Regions from separate parts of the Mus musculus genome. Here region 1 is linked to region 2. A link is a contact called in ENCODE Hi-C data. All regions are on one chromosome and are shown on one strand. The core of a region is the stretch at or near the end of the contact, and the rest is flanking DNA. Distances in the headings are between cores, read along the strand shown. Region 1 holds the start of Ikzf1 (IKAROS family zinc finger 1). Region 2 overlaps Grb10 (growth factor receptor bound protein 10).

Evidence for each region. A loop is a pair of places that touch in the nucleus more often than their neighbours do.
Region 1: a map of gastrocnemius shows a loop between it and region 2 (8-fold over the local background). The contact joins the promoter of Ikzf1 here to the enhancer-like site in region 2. A Hi-C loop is called at or near these places in 2 of 37 maps with a recorded cell type or tissue (gastrocnemius and v-Abl transformed pro-B cells).

What each region holds. Positions count from the first base shown.
Region 1 is chr11:11,682,929-11,689,254 of GRCm38, forward strand. It overlaps Ikzf1 (IKAROS family zinc finger 1), which reads left to right and starts at 2,997. Exons shown (of 8, transcript NM_001025597.2): 1 at 2,997-3,540. It overlaps Gm11999 (predicted gene 11999), which reads right to left and starts at 2,707. Exons shown (of 4, transcript NR_166812.1): 1 at 2,362-2,707.
Region 2 is chr11:11,971,491-11,978,366 of GRCm38, forward strand. All of the region lies in intron 2 of Grb10 (growth factor receptor bound protein 10), which reads right to left. Among named protein-coding and RNA genes, the nearest start is that of Grb10, 62 kb to the right of the region's middle. Within about 2 kb of position 3,541, at least 1 of the 3 ENCODE cell types and tissues checked has a DNase peak (open chromatin) inside an H3K27ac peak, as active enhancers do; it is gastrocnemius, where a contact is called at or near this core.

The DNA.
Region 1 (6,326 bases), core at 1,747-4,246, 290 kb before region 2:
TTCCTTCTCGAATAAATTAGCAAAGTTCTCTTGAGCTAACTTTATAGAAAAATTATATACCAAAAATTCTTTTCCCATTATTTAAAAAAAAAAAATGTGGTTGTTTCCCTATGCCTGGAGGAAAGCAACACCCATTAGACTGGTGTTTTAGCAGGTTCATTAAAAGGGAAGAAAACTGTACTTGCCTGAACAGTGGCACAGCGAACATGGCAGCACACCTGTGATCCTGAGAGAGAGGTGGAGGCAGGAGGGTGAGGAACTCGGTGCCACCTTCTGTTACATAATGATTTGAGGCTAACCTGGGATATATGCAACCTGTCTGGAAGGAAGGACAGATGGACACAACTTTTAAAATGAAAGAGCTTACCCTATTTCATCAAGTTTCACCAAAGTATCAACACCCCTGTGGAGGAGGTTCACCGAAGATATGAGCCTGAAGCTGACAAAGGTTAGATGACCTCAGAAAACGTGCTAGCTGAATCACAGTATCTCAGACACCCTTTTACTCTGTAAAATTCACTCTCCCTCAGAGTGTCTTCCAGCCCTTTCCAGAACAGAGTCCCCAGCTGAATCCTTACAGTACAAAGCTCTGAACAAGGAGCCTGGGGTTAATTCCACAGGTGGTGTGGATTCTTTTGACAAAAACCTTGCAAACTAAAGAACTGGTAATTCAGTGATTACTCCTGAACACATTAAGCACTAATACCCTTAACATTTTGAAATTGGCAATATATGTTATTAATTCGTAAACAAAGTGACCGGCATTAAAATTATCATTTTTTTTAAACTCTAAAGGCATCAATGTTTTAAGTGACCTCTGAACTCTTGGTATCCATCCGGAGACCCCCAAATAACAACCAGTTACTTTAGCTCCACCTGCATGTGGGGAAGTGAGAGAAGTGGACCCTAACACCTAACTCTGCAGTATGGCCCCCACCACAGGTTAATGGGCTGAATAACAAGTAATATTCACTGATATGTCTGCTCTTCCAGCATTACAGCAGCATCTTCCACATAGATCCTTTTTAACTCTCAAAAGATCCCCTGGGGGAGAATTTATTATTACCCTCAAGTTATGATGAGGAAACAGGCCTGGAAGATGCAAGGCCTAAGATGATATCAGAAAGCCCAGGGTATCTGGACCTGTAGACTTAGAAGAACACACCTTGCAGGGATGACCACGTCTGACTCCATTCCCTAGGACTAGGCAAGCATTTCAAGGGATGTCTGATGTCTAAGGGTGCTTGAGCATCTAAGAACTGGAGATGTCCAAGATCCCTTCCTTACCACCAGTCTAGCCTCGATCACCTTGCACCTTGCAGTTTATGGTTACAGCCTCAGCAAATCCTCTACAGGCAACTCCTAGACACAAGGAAGACAGCCAGAGTTTGGAACACACAAAAAAGATCACAAAGGAAAAGGGAGAGCTTGAAGTAAGACCAGAGGGCAGTTTACAAGTCTGGCCTCCCTGGGCTTGACCCATAAGTTGACTTGGCTTAGGATCTCTGTACCGTGGCACATCTCCAAAAACAAACTGGTAGATGTTGCCTAAACCGTCCAAGAAAACTTTATGTGTTGAAAGGCCTTCTCTCAAGAATAGTAGAGGCCAAGCATGTCATCGAGGTGCATGGGTCCTGTTATGGCAGCCAGGCCACAACTATCTGGACAGCTGTGTCCCCGACCACGCTCAGCTGCCCTGGAGTCACATTTTCTGCCTGTCCCTGTGGCTCACTCCTCCTGCCACCTGGGAAGCCTGTGTCTTCCTTTCCACCAGCACAACCTATCCCTTTGAGGCCCAGAGCCTTCCTCCCAAACACTATAGCTGCCTGCACTCCTCTCAAGGGTACTCCAGAGTTTTATTTTGTGCCTTTCTAAGTGGTTTTGAAAAGTGGTGAGGCAAGGCCACCGCCACCCCCACCCTACCCAGGCAGGGACACCAGGCAGTGTGTATGGAATTAAAGATTCTCCCTCTGTGCTCAGGGTTAACGCCTGTCTGGCCCCCTTCGGGTGTGGCCCAGCTAATCAGAAAGACGATGGGCTCTTTGTAGAGTGTGAGCACCATCAGAGGCTGCAGTCCTGTCTCTACGCAGGCACTCCGTGCCTGACACGCCAGGGAGAGGTCTGCGGCGCCGTGGAGCATGGTGTAGGATTGCCTTGCTCCCACCTCTGTCCATAGACCCCTTCCACGCTGGCGTGTGCACACAGGCCGGGATGGAAGGCGCCATCCTAACTTCTTCTGTGAGCAGGTGGGAGGGAAGAGACGCGAGAGGTATTCCATTGGTTGTCTGGGAAAATGAACTGCACCTTCTCCTCACTCGCACAGGATCAACTTTTCCCACCCCCTAGGGTGGGCATCAGTACCTTGGGGTCTGAGCCCGAACGTGGGAGCCCACGGGTCCCAGTTTCAGGGACTCGGCTGTGCGCTTGCAGCGGTTGCTCTTAGACACCGGGGAAAGTGCCTTACAGTGTCCCGTGTTCCCCGACTGGGCGAGTGAGCCTGTGTCCCGACCGCCCGGCTGTCCCGGCTGTCCCGCGCGTGGCGCTGCGGCAGGGAGGCCCCTCCCCCTCCCCGCCGGCCCCGCACGTGCCGCACCCCTGCGGGTCGAGCGCGGGTCCCGCAGTGGCGCGGTTGAGCCGGACCGGCCCGCGGGCAAAGCGCGGGCCGCCGCATCCCGCGCGGGGCAGCGGCGTGATGCTGCGCTGGAATGAGGAAGCTTGGCGCCAAGGGGAGGGCCCGGGCGCGCTGCGCGCGGGGGTGGCGGCGGCGCGCCGAGCGGGCCCGGCGCGGGCGAGCGGGCTGCAGCCGCCGGCGGCGCCAGCAGGTACGGCCGGTGCCCGCCGCCGCCCGGCTACCCTCGGCGGCCGGGCCCGAGCCCCGTGCGGCTGCAAACTTTGTGTGCGCGGCCCGGCGGGTCGCGGAGTTGCCGTCTGAAGGCGGGACCCGAGGGCGGGCGCGGGACGGGAGGGTGCCTCCCTCTGACCCGCTCAGTGTCCCCGTCAGGGTCCCGAAGCCGCGTGCCGTGCGCGCAGGCCGGGTGGGCTGTGGGACAAGCCGAGCGGGAGGCGAGTCGCAAGCGCCAACCCAAAGTTTGCACGGTGCGGGGCGAGGGGCGCGCGCTCCGGGCTGCCGCAGGTGGCGGCGCGGTGAGCCCGGGCCAGGTGCCCCGGCAGCGGGGCGGCGCTGTCGTGCGGGACAGCCGGGCTGCCAGGGGCTCGGAGCCGGGTCGGAGCCCGCGGGGGGCGGGGAGTGTGGCGAGAAATGGGGAACAATGCGAGTGAGCAACTTGAGGAAGTCATTGTGAAAGAAAGCTGGGAATTGCTCCGCAGCCAACTTAGCAGGGCACTCTAACAAGTGCCTGCGCGGCCGCGCCCGGGCCGGGGACAGGGGCAGCCCGGCGCAGTACAGCCCATCCCGGGACGCTCGGCCGCGGCTGCCGGAGACCCGGTAGGTCCCGCGGGGTGCAGGAGCCCCCAGATCCCCGGCTGCTCTTCGCGCCCCAGGATCATTCTTGGCCCCCAAAGCGCGGCGCACAAATCCACGTGAGTGTTTTCGAATTAAATTTCAGTAGAAAAACTTGGGATAACTGGTGGATTTTTGTTTTTGTTTTTTTCAATTAGGAATAGGAAAGAAAGGAAAGTCATTCGAAATCCATAGTGTCCGTGTCGCTCACGTCTATCTTTTTCTTTCTGAGGACTGTGAGAGCGTTGACTTAGGTCAAAGCCTCTGCCTTTTTAGGCTGGGGCTGCAGGTGCAGACCAGGCCAGTTGAGGCACTTCTGAGTAGCCCGGGGTCCCACGAAGAGAATGTCCTGCTTTTATGTTTAGGTTTATATCGACATATCTATCGAGATTACGGAAGCCAGCGTTTTCAAACTCATGAGTAAAGACTTTCCTTATTTTCGATGCGAGAGCTATTTGCTTTACTGATAAGATCCTGTCTGAGTTTGCTTTGTGCAAAACAAAAATGATCTGAGTATTGAAACACATACTTTTTCTCATCGCACTGTCTGATCACAGGTCATGAGACTATCGCAAGGAGACCCTGTTATCAAATAGGCATCAGGACGCTTGCACATTATTTGAAATGTGCTTTTTAAAATTGCTAAGCATCACTGGTGATTCCCAAGGTATCTTATGAGCCTTCGATTTCCTTCTAATTTGGAAGTGCAGGATATGGCATCTGGTGACCCAAAGGGGCATCAATTCAAAAGGTCTGAGCCAGAAATATTTTCTGTTTTCTTTCGGGCAGGAGCCCACCCAGATTGAATTTTAATGTGCTATTTTGCTCAAGTAACCCACACGTAATTTCTCTCCCTGCTGCAGACAACCTATTTCATCTTTGAGCTGCCTTGTTTTAAACTTACAGAACCAAACTGGTGTTAGGGAAATAGCCCTTTACTGGTCCAACCTACCTGTAGAAGAATTTTTTTTTTTAATGTCGAAAACGTATAATATATGTATGTATATATATATATATATATATATATATATATATATAAAATATTTTTTCATAGACATTGAAATGCTTTTAAGAATTGGTTCGTTTGGGGTTCTGAATTGAGAGGGGGGTGAAGTCAGTAAGAAAATCCCAGAGCCTGCTTCAGTTTCTTTGTTTGAAGATATTTGTTCTATGAGATTGAACTCATTCTTTTTTATGGAATTTTCAAAGTAACAATTAAAACATTATTCATAATATGTTAGTAGGTGTCCAAATTGTTTCAGTGACAAATCAGATTCCTTGGTATATGACTCAAAATTTAAACGGGGACAGATATCCGTGACAAAGATTCATCTGCTTACTCGGATCAGCACCCTAAGGTACACAGAACATGTTGAGGACATAATGTAGCCACATCCATGTAAATGACAGTGGGGCACTTCACTGATGATGCAATTCTTTTGATAAAACATGAATAATTTCAACTTTCCCCACAAGCATACATGGCTGTTCCTTTTTTATCGTAGAATAAAATATTTTTCCCGGACAGACGATGCACTAGAGCTGATGGCCAAAATGTTTCGAGTCTGGTGGCTTTCGGTGTTTTGTTCATGGTGACTGTTGAAACCTAGAGTTAAGAAATTCCAAAGAACTTGTTTGTTTAATTCATTGGTGGTTTAACTGAAGGGCCAAACCCCAAATTTCTCCACAAGTGTAGAAGCCATAACAACAGTGCTAGCCCACCATGGTGGCCTCACAAGCAGACAGAGGCTGCTAATAAAAGTGTGGATGACTGTGATGTTTGACTCTTTTGAGAAGTTTGTGTACCATCTCCTAAAGCGAAAGCAAATGGTGGTTGTTCTTATAGCATCACCATTGCCGAAAAATTAAGATCACAGTTAATTTATTGCCCCAAAGATTTAAAACCCAGCAAAGCCATAGGCCCCTGGTATTCTCTTGACTTCACTAGAGACTGGGTGTAAGAATGATGTTTCTTTAGTTTGAGGGAGTTTTTTTCCTTGATTTGAATTCTGTGTTTCATATTTAGTGAATATAATAGCACATTGTTCAGAAGAATGTCAGAACTTCTGAAATCCGACAGGCTCATAGATAGATAGATAGATAGATAGATAGATAGATAGATACGTAGATAGATAGATAGATCCAGATTATTTATATTAATTTGTATAGGCAATAAATTACATGTGTACATATGTGCACACGCCTGCTTGCACATACACAGATCACACACATTGTGTGCTGTAAGAGAGGTTTGAAAGCAGCAACGAGAGAGGTTTTAGCATTAAATACACCTAAGATGGGGGACTAATTTCCTTCATCTTATTTACTTTTTACTTTTTTAAAAATATAAAATAAAATGGCTTCTCTGTAATGGCATATTGGGGCATAGATAATGTTAGTTTTATAATATCATATAGTTTTGAGTAGTTACCAAATTTTGCACACTCATGTATTGACACTGCAGTTAGCCAAGATTCATCAATGTTAGCGGGAAGAGCATTATGTCCCCTGAAATATTTGACATTTCAAAACAGTCTGTCTATAAAATAAGTGGTACTTGCCCTGTTCTAAGGAAAATGGGATGTGATTTCAGCCTCCAAAGGCACACCAAGAGCCTCTGAGTTCTTGGGAAACCATTAGCTGCCGATGCCTGTTTTTAAGACAGACAAATATCTTGGGACACTGTGGTTCCTGTTTTTAGCTGTAGCTCCTTCCCTGCCTAGAAACCTGTGAACAGGGCTGCTTTCTCTCTTGGAGCTTTGTGAGCTTACTTCATGTCCTAGGCCTGCTACGTGATTCTTACATTTCACAGGAAAACACACGACATGTGACCACAAGTGATCCCTCCCGGGGATACAGGGAGAGA
Region 2 (6,876 bases), core at 2,291-4,790:
GGATACATCTACAATACAACTCTTGTTCTTAAGGGAGCATTGAGGAAGAAGGGGTGGAAAGATGGTAAGAGCCTGAATAGCAGAAGTTGGCTGTGAAGGTGTTTCCAAAAGTGTCAACTTAACAATAGGGTAAGAAGTGACCTAAGCTGATTGTATCATAGCATTTCACAAGTTGTAAGATATGGCCAGGTGTGACAACCCCAAACAAGGTTGTCACAGTATGCAAGACAATCACTCTCACAGAGGTCAATGCCTCCAAAGTATAGTAAGAAATAAGAGAAGGCATTTTGAACCTGCTTGTCATGCCCAGATTGCTTTTACAGCTTCCATGCCCAGGACAACATACCAGAGGTTTTGGTTAGAAGTCTCTTCAAGTATAATACAGAGTTAGCAATATATCCATCACCCAGGGGACTGTTTTATAATAGAGTCTGATACAGAATAAGCAGCTCCATTTCACTTGTTCTTCAGAAAAACAACACAAACAAGCAACTGGTCTACCAGCCAAGGAAGCATGTTTAAGGAATGAAGTTACTTGCTCCCCCCACCCCCCAAAACCTTAAGCAGTAGAAAGCATCTTGGATTTGATAATAGATTTAGATGCTTGTTTGACCTGGGCTATGAGCAACAAATGGGCTCAAGGATCTTTCTAGATCTAGCTGGGCCACTAATCCACTAATTCTGTGGTAGTGTCCTTGCCTAGGATTTTGTTCTTCAGCACTACGATGTCTTAGGTGGCCTTTCTTTCTCTCTTGTTTCTTAAGACTAAAGGATGTGACAACAAAAGATACTAAAACCCACTAAAGAATACCTGGCTTGGTGTAAGAAATAGAAAGAAACTGTCCATTCCAGGGATTAGTACTTCTCTGGTGGGTGAAGGAACAGAGCACAATTATGGGAATATACAGGCAGAAGCAGAACATTGAATGGCCCCGGTTTGGCGATATAAGAGAGAACATTATGGAAACTGAATAGCGGAAGTGACCCATGGTGCATCTAGGCAGTTCAGGTTCCAAGGTCATTAGGAGAGTCAAGGTAGCAGGTTGCTGAAAATAGTGGTGACTGGTATAGTCACTGCTGCAATAAGAGCAGACACCATGTGTAAGAGATGCTGACAAGGAGGGAGGGAGCAGTGGGCTGTGGCCCAAGAGAGAAGTAGTTAGGTGCACACAAGCATTCGGATTGGTAATGAAGTCAAGGACCTGTATATAGATAAAGCAAGGAGGGGAAAGAGGATCTTGATACAGCAAAGGTTCTGAGTAGTCACATATTAACCCTATAGTCAGGTACTAAATGGACAAAAGTGATGAACTGATGAACTGGTAATTAATAATGACCAAAAAACTAAGTATCACAAAGGGAATTGCTGAGGGTCAAAGCAGAGCACTTGCCCAGCTAGGGGTTGCCTAGGTAACAAGGATCTAAGACTCTAGTAGGGCGGGTAGGGGTTACACTTTCAGGTTCTGCTGTCTTCCGAAGGGACATGCCTCTTAAAGGCCTCACCAGATATAGTAGTGGAGCAGCATTTAGTTCACTTATGAAAGGAGGGAACCAGAGGATGGCTAAGGAGAAGACCTCAGTGGGAACAGAAGTTACATTAGAGTTCATAAGTCTGGCACTGACAGGACAGTTCCAGAATCTGTGCCTGACACATCTACATTCAGGGTTAATTAACATATTTAAATTATTTTGTCCCCCAAACAATTATTTTGTTAACAATGAACCATTAAGAATTACCCATGCTTCTACTCAAAAGTAAGCATTTCTATGATGACAGATCATTTTGGAAGCAACACAGGGTGAAACGCAAAGTTCACTATACTAAAGAGTGTGTGTGTGTGTGAGAGAGAGAGAGAGAGGTCCATTCACTGACTAAAAGAACCAAGTTTTGCTCCATGCAGAGCTACTTCCTAAGCGTTTAGACAGAAAAGAGCCTTGTAAGACACCGAGCCCTCCCTATTTCTACTGCTCTATTCCTAGAGAAACCCACTGGCAACACAGTTCCTGGTCCGACAGCGCTCCCAGCCTCTGAGAAAATGAAATGGCTTGGTTCGTGCTGGCAGATTATCATTCATGGCTATTTTTCCCTGGGCTTGCTGTAGTCTTTGGCTGTGCCGACCCCTGGTGGCAGTCCCTGGTGTCTCCTGTCCTATTTCTTTTTTGGGGAACAGGTAAATTCCTGGGTTGGTTCTCTGTAGTAAAGCCAAAGCCAAAGCAATTCTGATACTATTCAAATATTATTCATATAAAGCAGGTAGATTCTAGAAGAGACAACACGTTCAGATTGCTGTCCTCTCCTCTGGAGTGGGTAATTTCTTCATCTGAATATACTGTACTGGGTGGTCTTTGAAAGGATACCAGGCTAATCTGAGAACATCCAATTACCAGGTTACGGTCTTCACTAATCAAATATAGCTGCTATGCTCAGATCCTCCAAATCTTTAAGCTTTTCAGAGCTGTCAAAATGAAAGTAAAGCCTCAAAGTTCTACAATGGTTTACTCAAAAACCAACTTTAATATGTCCTATGAGGACAATTACTAAGTTATATGTTCGGATTTTTTTTTTTTTTACAATTACTGATAAGACTTTACTTGAAGTTCCTAAAATTCAAATGTAGACTAAAAATGAAATCTTCTAAATTATGTTTAAACAGCTGATTCTTAAGGGTCTACACTAATTTTATTTTTTAAGTACTGGAGTTAGATATAATAAAATTATATTAGATTTTTTTTTAGAAAATTATAATATTTACTTATGGCAAGGCATGAATCACAGCAGTTGGGTGCTGGATAGAGGACAACGTCTAGGTTGATTTTCTCCTTCTAATTACAATGTGGGTCTGGGATTAAACTCAGGTTGTCAAGCTTGGAGGTGTCTTTCCCCGCTGACCTATCTTACCAGCCTCACTTTCAGTTCTTGTAAATGTTCTACAAGCTTATATTTTTCTCAGTGAGGACCTTGTGTGTCTTTTCTACCCGTGTGGCTAACTGCTAAACTGTTTTGTACTCCCGTGAACCTGAGCAGAGCTATCATAAACCATTTGGAAAAGGCTTTCTTCCAGTGAACAGAAGTGGAAGAAGGAGACAGACTGATATGCTCTGATGAAACAAGTTCCACAAGGGTACCTCTTCAGAAAGAATGCTAGGAAAGAAAAGAAAAATGGCTTCATAAAGGCAATTTCACCTCCAATGAATTTGTAAGAATGTGTTTCCTGAACAAACATGGCTGCCAAATAAAACTCTTAGTAGCTGTCTCCCTTCCATAAAGAGCCAAGTTGCAACTGGGCATGGACTTTGCCCCAAATATTTGAGGTCATCTGATCTAAAATTCACATCTCTTCTTGCTTCACTGTCATTAACAAACTCAAGGCTAGTTCTGTTTGGAAATATTGGAAATACATATAAATTTAGTTAAATAAATTCTTATTTGGCTCATAAGCCATGACTGGCAAATATCTCCCCCAAGTCAAGTGAGGTGTGCTGATCTGGAAAGGGTACGGAGAGGGGAGAGGTACAAGCAGAGGAGGCTCTCCCCGCCCGGGCATGCGGGCGTGCGTACCTTAGTACCTTAGCAAATAACACACTTCTTGGTTCATAGCACCATCTAGTGTCTTTTCTACGTGAACTGGAGCTTAACGGTGGTTCTGGGTTTTCTTCGCTACATTATTTTGTCTTAAAGACATTTGCATTATGCATGTGATGTATCCATTGTGGTGGCCCAATCTTCACAGTAAGCCCCCCTCCACGCCCCCCAGGAACACTCACCACCTTCCTTGTTTGCCCTGGCTGTACATCTCTTGGGAAATGAAGAGCTATAGGCAAGCTTGTGTGTCTATGTGACTTAATGACAGGGAAGGAAGAATTAAAAAGCATGTCTACCTGAGAAATTTCTGGTACTTAATTTTGGACCATGTTTTTGCTGCCGTTTTCCTGGACTTGAGTCAGATACAGACACACAGCACGTATTTGGTCTTTCTGATTAAGTGTGTGACCAGAATTGGTGACAGCACTTTGTTAACTGAACATGTTACCTTTTGTCATCCTAATAAGAGGATCTTCTTCTTTAAGCACCTTCTGTTTTTGTAAAGTCTTTTAAAAACTCAGTTACAAATCAGTATATATGCTACTTTGTTTGTTTTCTGATTGGTCATTTTGTGGCAATTGGTAAAAAGGCTTAAAGACAGAAATGATTATCAACACTCTTTTAAAGTACACTTGAAGCTAAAAACAATGACCTAGGGAACAATACTTCACTATAAAAAACAGTTGTTGGTATTGAACAACTGTCATTGTTCACACTCCAATCTGAGGGGGCAGAAATCAATCAATTAAACATGTGAGAAATGTTACAAAGGGAAGCACTAATTCACTAATATTTTATTATTAAGCATATTTAATAACTAAGTGAAAGATGTTAAAAAAATAAATGAAGGTACTATTAGTTTCCTTTAAGATTTCATATGTCCATGGATTCAAGTAACCACAGAGCAAAAACATTTGGGGGAAAAATCTATACACGTACATTAAATATCTGCAGATGATTTTTGCCATCCTTCTAAAGCAATGCAGTATAGCCTATAGCCTATAGTTCTATAGAATTAGGTGTTATAAATAATCAAGTAGTAACATATATAAAGTGTTCCTATTTTATAAGCAAACCCAACACCATTTTGTACTTGAAACACAAGCATCTATAGCTTTTAGGGATCTTGAAATATATGTGTACAAATGAAAAAGACTACACATATCTAGAAAGAAAGAGAAGGGAGGGTTTGAGGTGGCCAGAGTCTAGGGGGAGAGGATAAGGGCTGGCATTTATGGGTTTAGAGTTGCACCTGGAGAAGAGTTCTGTGGCTAGACCTGGGTAATGGCTACACACCAATATGACTACTTTTGCTTTGTTTTTTTGAGACATGCTCTGGCTATCTATTTCAGTTTCCAAGTCTTTGGAATATAGGCATGTACAACCACACATGGCTCTAACAGTTCCTACATTAAAAAAAAAACAATAAAAAAGCAATTTTAAACTTAAGACTTTAAGATACCTTCAAACATGGGCAATTAAGGTCCCAGTCTTATTGCTTTATTTAGGCAGGCCTCTGCTAGAATTAAGCAATGTTCCATGCTCAGACTTCAAAGACAGAACCCTGCTCTAGCCTTATGTTACCTTCCTCTCTCAGAGCTGCTCACTCACCACCCAGGGCCCACTTGTTCTGGGTTCTTGATCCTAGCCCCTGTGCACTTGATCCTTGTGTGGAGCAAAACCCTAAGAGTCTCTTTATCCCCAATTTAGAGCCACTTCCCTATTTTTTTTCTCAACTTGCCCAGCATTCCCCTCTCAAACATGCCTCATCTGAGGAGATTGAGGCAAGACAGGCATGGATGTTGCTCATGATGGCTATCATAGGTCTGGACTCATGCAAGTCAGACTTCAGAATGGCCTCAGGTGAACAGTGCTGATACCAGTGCAGCCAGGGAGAAATGTCACAGGGAATCCTTGAGAAAATCAATTTAAGGTAATGAAGGAAATCCTCAAGTTAGGAGACAAAACAAGAACAGGAAAAACCCTGAGGCAAAGGAGTCTTAGCCTCTCCAGGTACTGAGAGCACTGGCTTGCTACAGGGGCACAGAAATGCTGTCTGTTTCTTAAGTGAGTTACAGTTAGCATGGGATCCTCTTCCTCAGAAAAACGAATCTTCAGTATAAAAGTAATGCTTGGTCACTACTCAGGATAGTGGCAGGAAGTGGTTGTTTAAATCACCCACCTTCTAACAACAACAACAACAACAACAACAACAACAACAACAAAACAGTAACAAAATGATTAATTGATTTGTACTTTGATTCCTATGAGATTTATTTTTAAAACTATGTTTTAGGGATCTGTAAATAATTCCATTTAAAATAAATAAGGAAAGCTACTTATTTTACTCAATGATTCCATTCATTAAAGCTAAAGAACTGGCACCCAGTGTTCAATAAGTGTCCCATAGGAAAGTGTCCTTCCTTGGATTTTATAGTATCCTCTCACAGTGCTCAAGGAAGCACCTGGACATTACTAAGTCTCTTTCCAGTTCTTTAAGGTGACTTGGATTCTGCACCAAAGACCCATACAACACAGAAAAGGAATTTTCCACTACCAAAATGTTTCACCCTGCCAAATGAGAACCAAAGACCTGAGCTGCAAACTACATTTCAAAAGCACAGATACAGCCATGCAATTTCTATTTTTACTTTTAGAAGATATCTTGTATGTATGCACAATCTACAAAATAAAATTCCAAAAAGACAGCGATAAACTGTGTCTTTCAAGTCCTCCTTAGCAATTTAAACTGTTTCTTTTCAACCTTCTCATTTCAATTTCTACTTTTTCTATTACATCATAAATCAGGCAGAAGCCTGGGTACAAGAAACCATATAAATAACTTGTCACTTTAGAGGTTTCCATTTTCCATCAACCCTAAAAATATTAGTTTAAGAACACTGAACTGGAAAAGGAAACTCAAGGTTATGGCCCAAAAGTCTGTCACTCATGGGTATTGAGCTCTCAAAGAGTCAATGTTTTAAAACCAAACGAGACACTAAGGAATATTTATCATCATATTAAATAGAAACACTGTACACTTAAGAACTTAACTCCATAAATTCAAAATCTATTCACCTACCCAATGCTGCCTCATTCAACACATATTTAAGTGAGTACAAACTACCTATCCAACCTCTTTTAGGTACTGAGATACAGATGTTAAAATAGACAAGCTCCATGTCTCTATACTATTCATGAAGCATTTCGTATTTTTAAATGCCTACCACAAAGATTAATTATTTGAGAAGAACGTTTATCCTGACTTGAACATTATACAATGTATGCATGCA